Linked DNA regions of Homo sapiens: region 2 is linked to region 1. A link is a loop called in an ENCODE intact Hi-C map of the cell type or tissue named here. Cell type or tissue: chondrocyte. All regions are shown on one strand. Links, peaks and the distances in the headings refer to the core of each region. The heading gives the core; the rest is flanking DNA.

Evidence for each region. Peaks named below come from ENCODE experiments on the same cell type or tissue, not always from the same donor. Only the 100,000 strongest peaks of a DNase experiment are listed, where the experiment ranks them.
Region 2: a loop joins it to region 1, with 2.0 times the contacts of the local background. A loop is called at or near these places in 2 of 110 quality-filtered maps.

The regions. Positions count from the first base shown.
Region 1 is chr20:23,255,390-23,260,768 of GRCh38, reverse strand. No RefSeq gene overlaps it. Among named protein-coding and RNA genes, the nearest start is that of NXT1, 93 kb to the left of the region's middle. In chondrocyte, for the core only: no CTCF peak of the experiment used is centred there; no DNase peak of the experiment used is centred there.
Region 2 is chr20:23,143,065-23,148,443 of GRCh38, reverse strand. LINC03125 (long intergenic non-protein coding RNA 3125) reads right to left here and starts at 341. Exons shown (of 6, transcript NR_199692.1): 1 at 30-341. RefSeq lists enhancers at 1-892, 5,038-5,332. In chondrocyte, for the core only: no CTCF peak of the experiment used is centred there; a DNase peak (open chromatin) is centred at 2,916.

The DNA of each region.
Region 1 (5,379 bases), core at 206-5,205:
AAATGGAGATTAACTCTGCTGCCTTATCAGAACGGCAGTAGTGACAGGTGGGAGCTGATACGCAACTCAGCAGACACAATCAGCTTTAACCCTGAGCCAGGCTGGCTTCTCTCCATCTCAGGATGCAGGATAGAGAAGGTAGAATGCCCAGCATCTCCATCCATCTGGAGCCCAGCAGCCCTTGCATCCATGTGGGAAGTGCACGGCCGTCACAGAGGAGAGCCACAGTGAGTTGGGTCACTTGGACAGAGAGAGGCCACAGATTGGTTTCCCCTCAATCTTTTACATTTTTCTGGTCACTCAGGCCCAAGACCAGCAGGCCAGCTTGCAGACTCCCCACTTCAGGGCAGCCCTAGAAATCAGAGGTTCCAGAGCAAACCATGTGGGCAGCCCCTTCCTCATGGATCTTACCACTGTTGTCTCCAAGGAAACCACACTGTGTGAAGACAGACTCTTAGGTCTTTTCTCTAGTAAGGCTTTGATCAGCCCAGGCCCAGGCCTAGGCCTTGATCAGCCCAGATATTAACCTTTTATATATACACACGCACTTATTCTCCTTGCCTCCAGCATACACATACGCACAAATGCACTCACACACACATACATGCACACCCACACATACACACACAGGCATGCATGGCTGCACTTCCATCCTCTCTTCTTTTCAGGACAATCACACTGCAGGTTTTGTGAAGTCCCCCTATTCAGCGTTTTTATTTTGTGGTAATGTCACCCTCATTGACAACTGAGCCTGGTAGTACTATGATTGCTCTTCCTGCTTACATGACTTTTTGTTTTTCCTGGGGTTCATGATTGTGTTTTTGTACTTTTCAAATACAAATCACTAATTTATTCTCAAACTCTCCTCCAGTTACTTAAGATATCCACACCAGATACTCTTAATTTCTTTTTCTTGAAGAAGTCTCTCCTAGAGCCCCTGACTCCTCCAGTCTGGACTGAGGTCTAGATCTGGTGCATCACTGCCATCCTGGCATCTTCACTTGGAGTTCCTCCAGAGAGTCTCCTCTCCTCTCCTGTGCTGGATTTTCTGCTTCTTGGATTCTGTCTCACCACATTCTTTGATTCATTCTCTTAATTTGATGGAGTACAAACTCCAGTAGCTTCTTCAGAGAGAGAAGTGAAGGAACATTTCTGAGATCTCACATATTTGAAAATGTCTACAGTCTACCTTCCTACTTAATTGACTGGCTGGTGCTATGATCTGAATGTTGTTTGTCCCCCCAAAATTCTTATGTTGGAACCAAATCCCCAGTGCAATAGTATTAAGAGGTGGGGTTTTTGGGGGGTGATGAGGTCATGAGGGCTCAACCTTCATAAATGGGATTAGTACCCCAGGGAGCTTATCTGTCCCTTCCACCATTTGCATAGACAGGGAGGGGCTGGCTGTCTATGAAGTAGAGACTGAGCACTCGTCAGACACTGAATCTGCTGACACCTTGATCTTGGACTTTACAGCCTCCAGGACTGTGAGAAATTAATTTCAGTTGTTTATAAATTACCCAATCTAAGGCATTATGTTATGGTAGCCTGAATGGAGTAAGACAACCAGGTATAGAATTCTAGGTTGCAAATTATTTACTTTCACAATTGAGAAAGTTTTTGTTTGTTTGTTTGTTTTTTTGTTTTAAGATAGAGTCCCACTCTATCACCCAGGCTGGAGTGCAGTGGAGTGATCTCGGCTCACTGCACTCCAGCCTGGGCAATGGGCTGGGGAGCCTCCACCTCCCTGGTTCAAGCGAGTCTCATGCCTCAGCCTTCTGAGTAGGTGGGATTACAGGCACCTGCCACCACACGCAGCTAAGAGAAAGTCTTATGTCTTTGATTTATGTCTTGTAGCTTCCAGTGTGGCTGCAGAGAAGTCAGATGGCTTGCAACCCTTGATCTTTGGTATAAGCTTTTATGGTTTTGCTCTAGAATGCATAGGGATTTTTGATCTTAGTCTATTTTCTCCCAATGTGCTGGGCTCTTGAAGGGCACTCTCACCCTGGAAATTTTGTCCTGCAGTCATCTTTAGCCAGATTAGCAGGATATATTCCACAATGGTGTGGTTTATGATGCAGCTGGTTGGTTCCCTTGGTCTTGGCAGACAGAGTTTTCCCCTTCCCAGCTATGACTGCCTTGGAGCCTAGAGGAAGTTGAGTCACTTCCTGATACAAATCACAAACTGTGAAAAATGTTATGCTTGCAAGTGAATTTTCCACATATCTGAAGTAATGATGGCATAACAGGAGCTTTAAAAACACCGAGGCTTCATTGACACTAAACTGTAGAGCTTATAAAGTAATATGCAACCCATTGTCAGCTACTGAAAGATGAATGGGCCATTCAGGCTTCCGCTCTGGACTCGCCCAGGTTAATTCCCTCTTGCTCAGCCTAAGTGGCTTAGGAGTGAGCAGGGGGTTATTGGAAAGAGGAGGCTGACTATAAAAAAATCCTAGCAATATTGCATTCTGGGTTTATCAGTCATCAGGCACCAAGCTTTCTCACCAACAACATTTGCACAAATTCAGGCCAACCTCTAATCAATGATGCAATCCTTTCTCCTCTAAAGAAAGCCTTTTGAGTGTTTAATGGCATAATGATGGCTGCTGTTGATAAGGCTCACTCTGGGAGGTATGGCATCGGGCTTTATAAATGCTGCTTTTATGCCTCTGCACTGCGATGCCAGGCAGGGGTGATTATCCTCTCGTGATTTTGAATGAGCTGTGATTGGAACACTGTAGCACACTTGCCCAGGGCAGCAGAGACCAGATTCACATCTAGGTCTTTTTGCTTCAATTCCCCGGCTACTGGGCCACACTTCTCTTGATCCTCAGGTGGAAACATGTATATACTGACAGAGGAGAAAAGGGATGGCAGCCTATGAGGTGACCCTGTGGTGTGAGCATGAAGGCACGCCCTTCTGGGATGGGGGCTGTGTTCCTTTCCAGACAAACCACACAGGATAAAAACTGCTCCTTAGGTAGCACAGGATTATTGAAGGCCCTGAGCCTGGGGCAGAGCCTGGGCTCTGACATTAGCTGTGCCTCCTTGAGAAAGAGCTCTGCGCCTGATATTTTTTATTTGTAGATTGGAAATGAAAGTGCTGGCCTATTTGTGGTCACAGTGCTCTGTGAGGGCTCAGATGAGTAAGGTGTCTGCTAAGCAGTTGTAGAAACCTGGAAGCCCTGAGTGATTTTTTTCACCTGCAACTCCCAACTTCTTCAGTATGCTGGGTGTGGAGCTGAGGAATCGCTGCCCGAATAGACAGGTCTGTGCGCTTAAGTAGCTGGGTGGGTTTCTGCTTACATAGCACTTTTACTGTGGGAGAGAAAAGTGGCCAGCTTCTCTCTGGCCTGGCACTGGTACACTTGCCTTGAGGTGGGGGTGCGTCTCTTGGAACCCGGTGTGGAAGCGGAGCCTCTTCCTCCTGGGTGGGCGTGGGGCCCCTTGGGCTCCAGCCAGGATGGAGGGCAGGGTCTGGGGGAAGTGGGAGGGGCTGGGCTCATCTGCTCCCGGGGGAGGCATCTGTCTCTGTGTCTATTGTGTTTGTGCTCCCGGGGTCAGAACACGCCTTCCAGGGTCTTATCAATGATGAGTGACACTGCAGGGCTGGCCGCTGCTGGGGAAGGTGAGCTATTGGAAAGAACAGGTGGGAAGGTGGGAATAAGGCTTCCAGGGCTGAACTGCCAAATTACGTTTCCTGAGCTGTCCTTGTTATTAAGGGCAAATGCAAAACGACGTGTATGAGGACGTGTGCTCCTGGGTGTTTTTATACATCACCCTTTCTTTTTCTAGCCCTAGATAGGATGATCAGATCCACCATGCACTCATGGAGCACTTAAATGCTCACCACTTCCTAACATTATAAATGACGGCCTCTATTTTAAGATGCAGACACTGAGGTTTAGAGGGATTAGAGAAATTGGACACAGGATTTGGGTTGGAACCTAGGGTCTTTGTTGTTTAGTGTTGTGCTGGGGCACCTGGCCTCCTCCTGCTAAGAGCAACCTGCCTGTGATGCTTATACACACCGTACTGGGTTGAAGAGCACCTCCCACTCCCCACAGAAATCTATGTCCACACAGAACCTCAGAACAACATCCTCCTAGTGTGTTGCAGATGTAATTCTTTACATTGAGATGAGGTCATGCTGGAGTAGAATGGGCACTTAACCCAGTATGACTGGTGTCCTTATAAGAAGAGAAGAGCCACAGAAACAGAGTCACACAGGGAAGAATGTCAAGGTGGAGGCTGAGATTGGAGCGATGCAGCCACAGCCATGGAAGGCCTGGAGCCACCAGGAGCTGGAAGAGGCAGGAAGGATCCTGCCCTGGAGCCTGTTAGGAGACTGTGGCCCTTCTGAAACCTTGACTATGGACTTCTGGCCTCCAGACCTGGGAGAGAATATATTTCTGTTGCTTTAAGCCACCCGAATGTGGGATGACTTGTTACAATAGCCCAGGAAGTGAACACACATGCTGAGCATTGTTTGGATTCAGCCTGTGAGCCGCCAGGCTTGCTGGGCTCCATCAGACACAGAATTCCCTTCCTCACAGCTGAAGCCCTGCAACAGCTGCTCTGGCCCAGCCCGAAGTTTATGTTAGGAGTTGTGGGGAATCCCTCATGCCTTGCCTGCTTGGCTACAGGGTCATAGATGAGTCCCACCTAAGTGCTCCTGCCTCTCCTCCATGGAGGGGAGGGAGCCTGCTGGCCTGAGGCTATCATAGGCACAGAGTCCATCCCAGGGCGCCCCTGCATGTACCAGTGAAGTGAACAAGCCTTGCAGATGCAGAGCCCTGGAGACCCACACCCAGCAGCTCTCCCTGCAGGGTGGCCCCAGGCCACAGCCTCCAGGAGAGAGAGACAGGAGAGCTGCATCTGGAGGCTGTGCCTGCGACATCTGGTGGAGTCTCACACAACCCATCCCAGGCTGGGCTGGACCCAGGTCACCAGCAGCCATGATTTAAAATCTGAGGACAACGGGCTGCAAAGAAGGGGTTACCACTGGCCTGGAAAGCCAGCTGGAGACCCCAATTTAGTTCTGAGCAAACATTCCCTAGCACAGTCCAATCTGGCTTCTCCAATGTCTCTTCATAATTGTGGTTTTAGGGAGAAAAGCAGAGAAATTTAGTGCCTTCTCATTGCAGACCAGCCCAGATATTAACCTTTTATGTATACACACACACACTTATTCTCCTTGCCTCCATCATACACACACACACAGACACATGCACTCACACACACATACATGCACACCCACACATACACACACAGGCATGCATGGCTGCACTTCCATCCTCTCTTCTTTTCAGCGCAATCACACTGCAGGTTTTGTGAAGTCCCCCTATTCAGCGTTTTTAGTTTGTGGTAATGTCA
Region 2 (5,379 bases), core at 247-5,246, 110 kb after region 1:
GCTCAGTATTTTAGCAAACATTTACTGACCAGCAGTACTGGGCACTGTTCACAGTGACAGGCGACAGGAATAGAAATCCACAGAAGCTCCCCGTTCTTGCCTGCTCCGAAGACTGAAGTCCAGCAGTCTCTCATGCTGTGGGCCCAGACACTGCTCTCTGTCTTGACTGCCAAACCCTGGCTGGCCAAGTGACGATTCACCATCCTTACAACATACTCCAGTCACTGAAGATTCCCCACGGAACCACCACCTTCCTGCTCAGGCCTCTTCATCTATCCAACAGGAGGAGGGGAAAGAGACCATTGACCCAGGACTGCCCTGGCGTGCATGAAGCCCTGAGTGAGGGCTGTGGCAACTTCCCGGCCTGCACACACTGCTGCTGCTTTCTTGGTGCCTATGAGTCATGCCTTGTCACCCGTGTGACATTAATCACTCAGTGGGACTCAGAAATCCAGCAGATGAATTCTGAAACTGAGTTGGGGAGGAGGCCAAATGTCTCATCGTGAGATGAGTCCCAGGGTACAGTCTCGGACAGATGAATATTCTAGATTACAAGGCTTAGCACTTTAACCAGAGAATAAATACAGACTGTGGTTGTTTCCATGTATTTAAAAAAAGTAAATTATGACACAAGTGATGCACATTTGTTCGGGGAAAGTTACAGTACAGATGGGCAAAACCAAAGAAAAAAGTGCATCAGTTCCCCTAAACTCCACCACCCAGAAACAATTGCTATTAACAGGAGGACGTGGTTTACTTCCAATGCTTTTCTGGGCACATATGTAAGTGTGTGTGTGTGGCAGTGCAACCGTGGAATCGCATTGTAAGACTTGACCCTAACACAGCTTTCCATTTAAAGTATATTGTGAATACGTTTCTACGTCAATACATTTAAATGATCAATTTTAAAGCTATCTAGCCCTCTACTGGCATCAATGCAAATTTTCCTCAGATTGTATCACGTTTAAAAAGTTTTTCTAAGATACACCACACACTCTCCTGCCTTCCCTTCCTGTTTTCTAATCCAAGTACAGAAACATGACATTGCTTGTTTCTAGGTGCCTTGGGGTCGCTGTTATTCAGTGAACCCCTCAGGATGTAAAGTTTCAATAAAGAAGCAGTTTGGTAGAGACAAAAGAGCTCCAGATTAGAAATCAGGATAGCTCTGGGCCCCTGTGCACTCAGGCTCCACATGGTTATGCACAGAACCTTCAGAACCTTCAGATTCATCACTAGCAGGATGGGTCCAGGGCGTGGGTCTTTGCTATGAGATCACCTTAGGTACCTCTGGAGGAGCTGGTCACACCAGTGATAACCCTTTGGAGAGGAGAAAGTCAATGGAGGAGGAGAAGACATGCCTCAGAATCACACCCCAGTTGTTGCTTGAAGTGTGGTCAAGGAGCTGCTTATCTCCACCCACACCTCCTCCTGGACACACAAAGGATATACATTCCTGGGCCCAGTTCAGCTCTTCCAAATTGGAACCTTTGTGGGTGAAGCACAAATAACATGCTTTTAAACAAGTACCCCTGAAGTTTGTCACAGAAAGTTGAGCTCATTGCTCCACTCCTAAAATGTCATTTCTCTTAAACATCTGAAACGGTTCTGCTCGGAGAGGCCACCTGTTGACCACTTGCTTGGCTGCTTGGCCTCGTAGGGCAGGGGGCAAGCAGGAGACAGAGGAAAGATCAGGATCGACATTTTTCTTCAGTGTTCCATAGGAAAACCATTCTTTTATGTTTCTCTTTGGCATTTGCAAATACACACCAAAGATTTGCCTCCTGTGAGTTGTTTTTTTTTTTTTTTTTTTGGCGGGGGGTGGGGGGTGGGTAGAATGTCCTTGCCCAGCCCCTTCCTCACTGATTCTTAACCCTTCCCTCTCCCCGGATCCATAGTGCGCTCAGATCCTGACCCTCTGAGACTGCCCAGCCCCGAGACCCGCCACGTCCCCGCAGAACAGTCCATGCAGCGAAAAGATGAGAAACGTGACTGTGAAGCATGGTGCCCTTGATTCGACTGCTTCATTCATTTCAGCAGATGTCACCAGGGCCCTGTAGGGAAGATTGTGCAGATCTGTGTGGTCTAAACAGACAACTTCATGTAGATTGCACTGGATTTATCTTGGCTCTGCCCAGAGGTGATTTGGCTCTGATAGGGAGCCTTCTCATGGAGTGGTTTTGGCCTCTGAGAAGTGGCAGAATTGCTGAGTTCAGCCTGATTGTCCAGGAAGAGCCACATCTTATAGATTCTAATATTTCCTCAAGATCTTGGAATAGCACTGCTATTCACCAACTGATGCTTACTTATTAATTAAACATCTGTTAAACTCTCGATAGGTGCCAGACAGTGTAGTAGGTGGCCATATATTAGAATGAATAAACAGCTGAATCATTGCAGATGAACTTTGTTGCACTTCAGATAATCAAAAACATAATTCAAACTTGTTTAGGAAAATATAATAAATTTCATATGTCGTTTAAATACATAATTAAATAGATAAGATAATAGCTATTCATTACTCACCAAAGATCTGTTTTTTATAAGCACATTTCTCATTTAAATCAAACCCCCCCATCTCTGTGAGAGCTGTTTTGATGAAAAACTTTCACAAACAAGTGGCACATTTCTCACATCTGCTTTCTTAAGCAAAGTGTTCTTGTCTGGAGTTTGATTTGATTTTCTCTGTTGTGCATTGTGCCGTGTTGGGCAAATGAACCATACAATTGCACACCCCACCAGGGTGCTCCCAGTGACCCTGCCTGGCCAGGCTTCAGGGCACTGTTTCAGCCCTTTCTCTGATTCACTGTTTCCATCAGTGCCCGTCTGGGAGCGGTTGCCATCCTGCGTGACACATACAGCACACGTGCTCTCTCTGTGAGTTCTCGCCTTCCATGCCAAGTCTGCAGACTGACTCCATCTCAACTCTGACCCTCATACCTCACGCCGTCACCCTGGATTGTCCTGCTGCAAAGCCTCCCTACTTGCATCCAGCATCCTCCTCCTGCAGTCCTTCCCCGCAGGCAGGCAGCAAGCTCTTTCTTTGAAAACCACCAGTCAGATGATTTCATGTTCCTGATTCAGACCCAGCAGCCTTGCTCCACAACACTGATAGAAGTCCTGACCTCCCTTTCCTGGCCTCTTACTGCCCGCTGTGGCTGCTCTAATTCCCTCTGCCATGGCTCACAAGACTGCAGCCGTGTCATTCTCCTTCTCTTTATTTGGACAAACCAAGCTTTTGCACAGGCTGCTTTCCCCACCAGGCTGGCTTCTTCTTGCCGTGTGGCTCTTTGTGGAAATGGGCCTTCCTGGGCCTTACCTCAGCCCGCCCGGTCATGCTCTGTCATTCATTCTCCCTGTTTTCATTCTCCACGTAACACTGACTTGGTCCTCTGGCCCATCAGTGCCCGCAGCCTGCCATCTGGCATCCTTGGCTCACTGAGTATGGAGAGCTTGTTGACTTGAGCAGCCCTGCAAGCTGGGGAGAATTGGGTTATCTAAGGGATGTAATTCTGTCCTAAAGGTTTAACTCTTTTCCACCAGCCAGCAGGGTTTCCCCAGCAGCCCACCGAGAGAGCTGCCTACACTTGTCCAGGAGTCTGGGCCTCCTGCCTCCTGCTAACCTGTATAGCTCCTGCTGAGAGAACATCTGGGAGCTGTGAGAGCTGCATCTTTCATGGAGTGCCAGGGAAGAGGGTGACATGGCAGAGGTTCCCAGGCAAGGCCAGGCTCTCCTTGGAGCCACAGCCATGCTAGAGTGGGTGCCAGACCTCCAAGCCCCGAGAGAGTGTATTTTCCGAAACCCTCCACACATCCCTCAGAGCATCTCAATGGATATCTGTTCTGTGGAGCCAGCTGTGGTCAGCACTGTTTTGAGGAAAGAGAACTGACATGGTGGCTGGGTCACTGTGCTTCCCAGCACATCTCCGGGTAGGTGGAGGCAGATAAGTGACCCACGCTACGTCGTCTAGAGCTGGTGTTGGCCGACTCGGGGAACCCAGGCAGGTGACTCTCACTGGAAAAGACATAGCTCACCTCACTTCTTGCCTGCAGCCCTGCAGAGACAGTCTGTTCTCAGAGCAAGCTCACTGGACCTTGGAGGACCTGAAATCTGACTGATGGTAGGGACAACAGTTCTGTTGAATTAGCCTTGAGAGGGAGAGCAACCTGTCCAGGTGCTGAAATTTGATGAAGGGCTGAGTTGTGTGGTAAGTTCCTGCAAAACCTGCTCTGGGACAGGCAGGACTTCCACAGGGTGAGGAGGCTGGAAATACAATGGACCTCATGTGAACAAGAAGGAGAGATGACTTTGTCAACATCTGACATGAACCTGACAAATCAAATCTCTCTCCATTCTTCAGCCAGCCCTGCAGCTAGGGCCAGCTTCTCACCTGGGAAGGAGGGCAAGTGTGTGTGGTTCAGACTGGAGCAGCAGCAGACTCTCCAGACTTAGAACAGCATCACAAATATACATGCATGCATACAGACACACACACACACACACACACACACACACACACAGGTGCACAATATATGCATACACACACAAATACACATACACAAATACCTGCACACATAAATACCTACACACACAAATAAACACATGCATACACACACATATTATATCTATCTAGACATTTGTATTCCTGCCTTCTTTCTTTCTTCCCTCCTCACCTCACTCTCCCCCTCTTTTTCTTCCTTCTTTCCTTGGAAATAGAAATTTCTCCAGCATCACTAGCTGCTAAGAAACCAAGAGCTTCTAGATTTTTGTTGCCTACCTGTCCTTTGGTTTGGATGGAATTATCCTATCCCCATAAATCATGTGCTTTCTATACAAATTTACAACTTTGTACAAAATCTAAACTTGGTTCTACAACTCATGAAATAAAAGATGTTAGGAGATTGTTTTGTTGTTGTTTTACCAGATAATAGAATCCCAAAGACAAGTGAAACTTTCAGTGATTCAAAATAGTTTTATTGCAAACTTATTATTTTAAGGATTCCCACAAAATGTGATGAATTTCTAGAATTCTCTCCCTTCTGAATGTCTCTTTTCTCTGGCTTCCTGTGTCCTTCATAAAAAATAACTACACAATCCCTAACACTAGCTGACAGACCCGTGTCACCACTCGCTGGATTTGAAGGTCAGCGCAGTCTCCTTTAACACGGCAGGAAGTGGCTTGCTTTCCATGGGGCTGAGTCATCTGAGGTTTCCCTAGTGCTCAGCACAGAGATGACTGCTTTTCCTGCTTTGGGATTATGAAAATCATACTTATGAAAACAGGAGTGTTAGCATTTTGGAAAAGAGCTTCCCTTTTAAACGATACATGTGTAGATATAAAATTCAAACAATGTAGAAAAATACAGGCAAGAAAGAATATT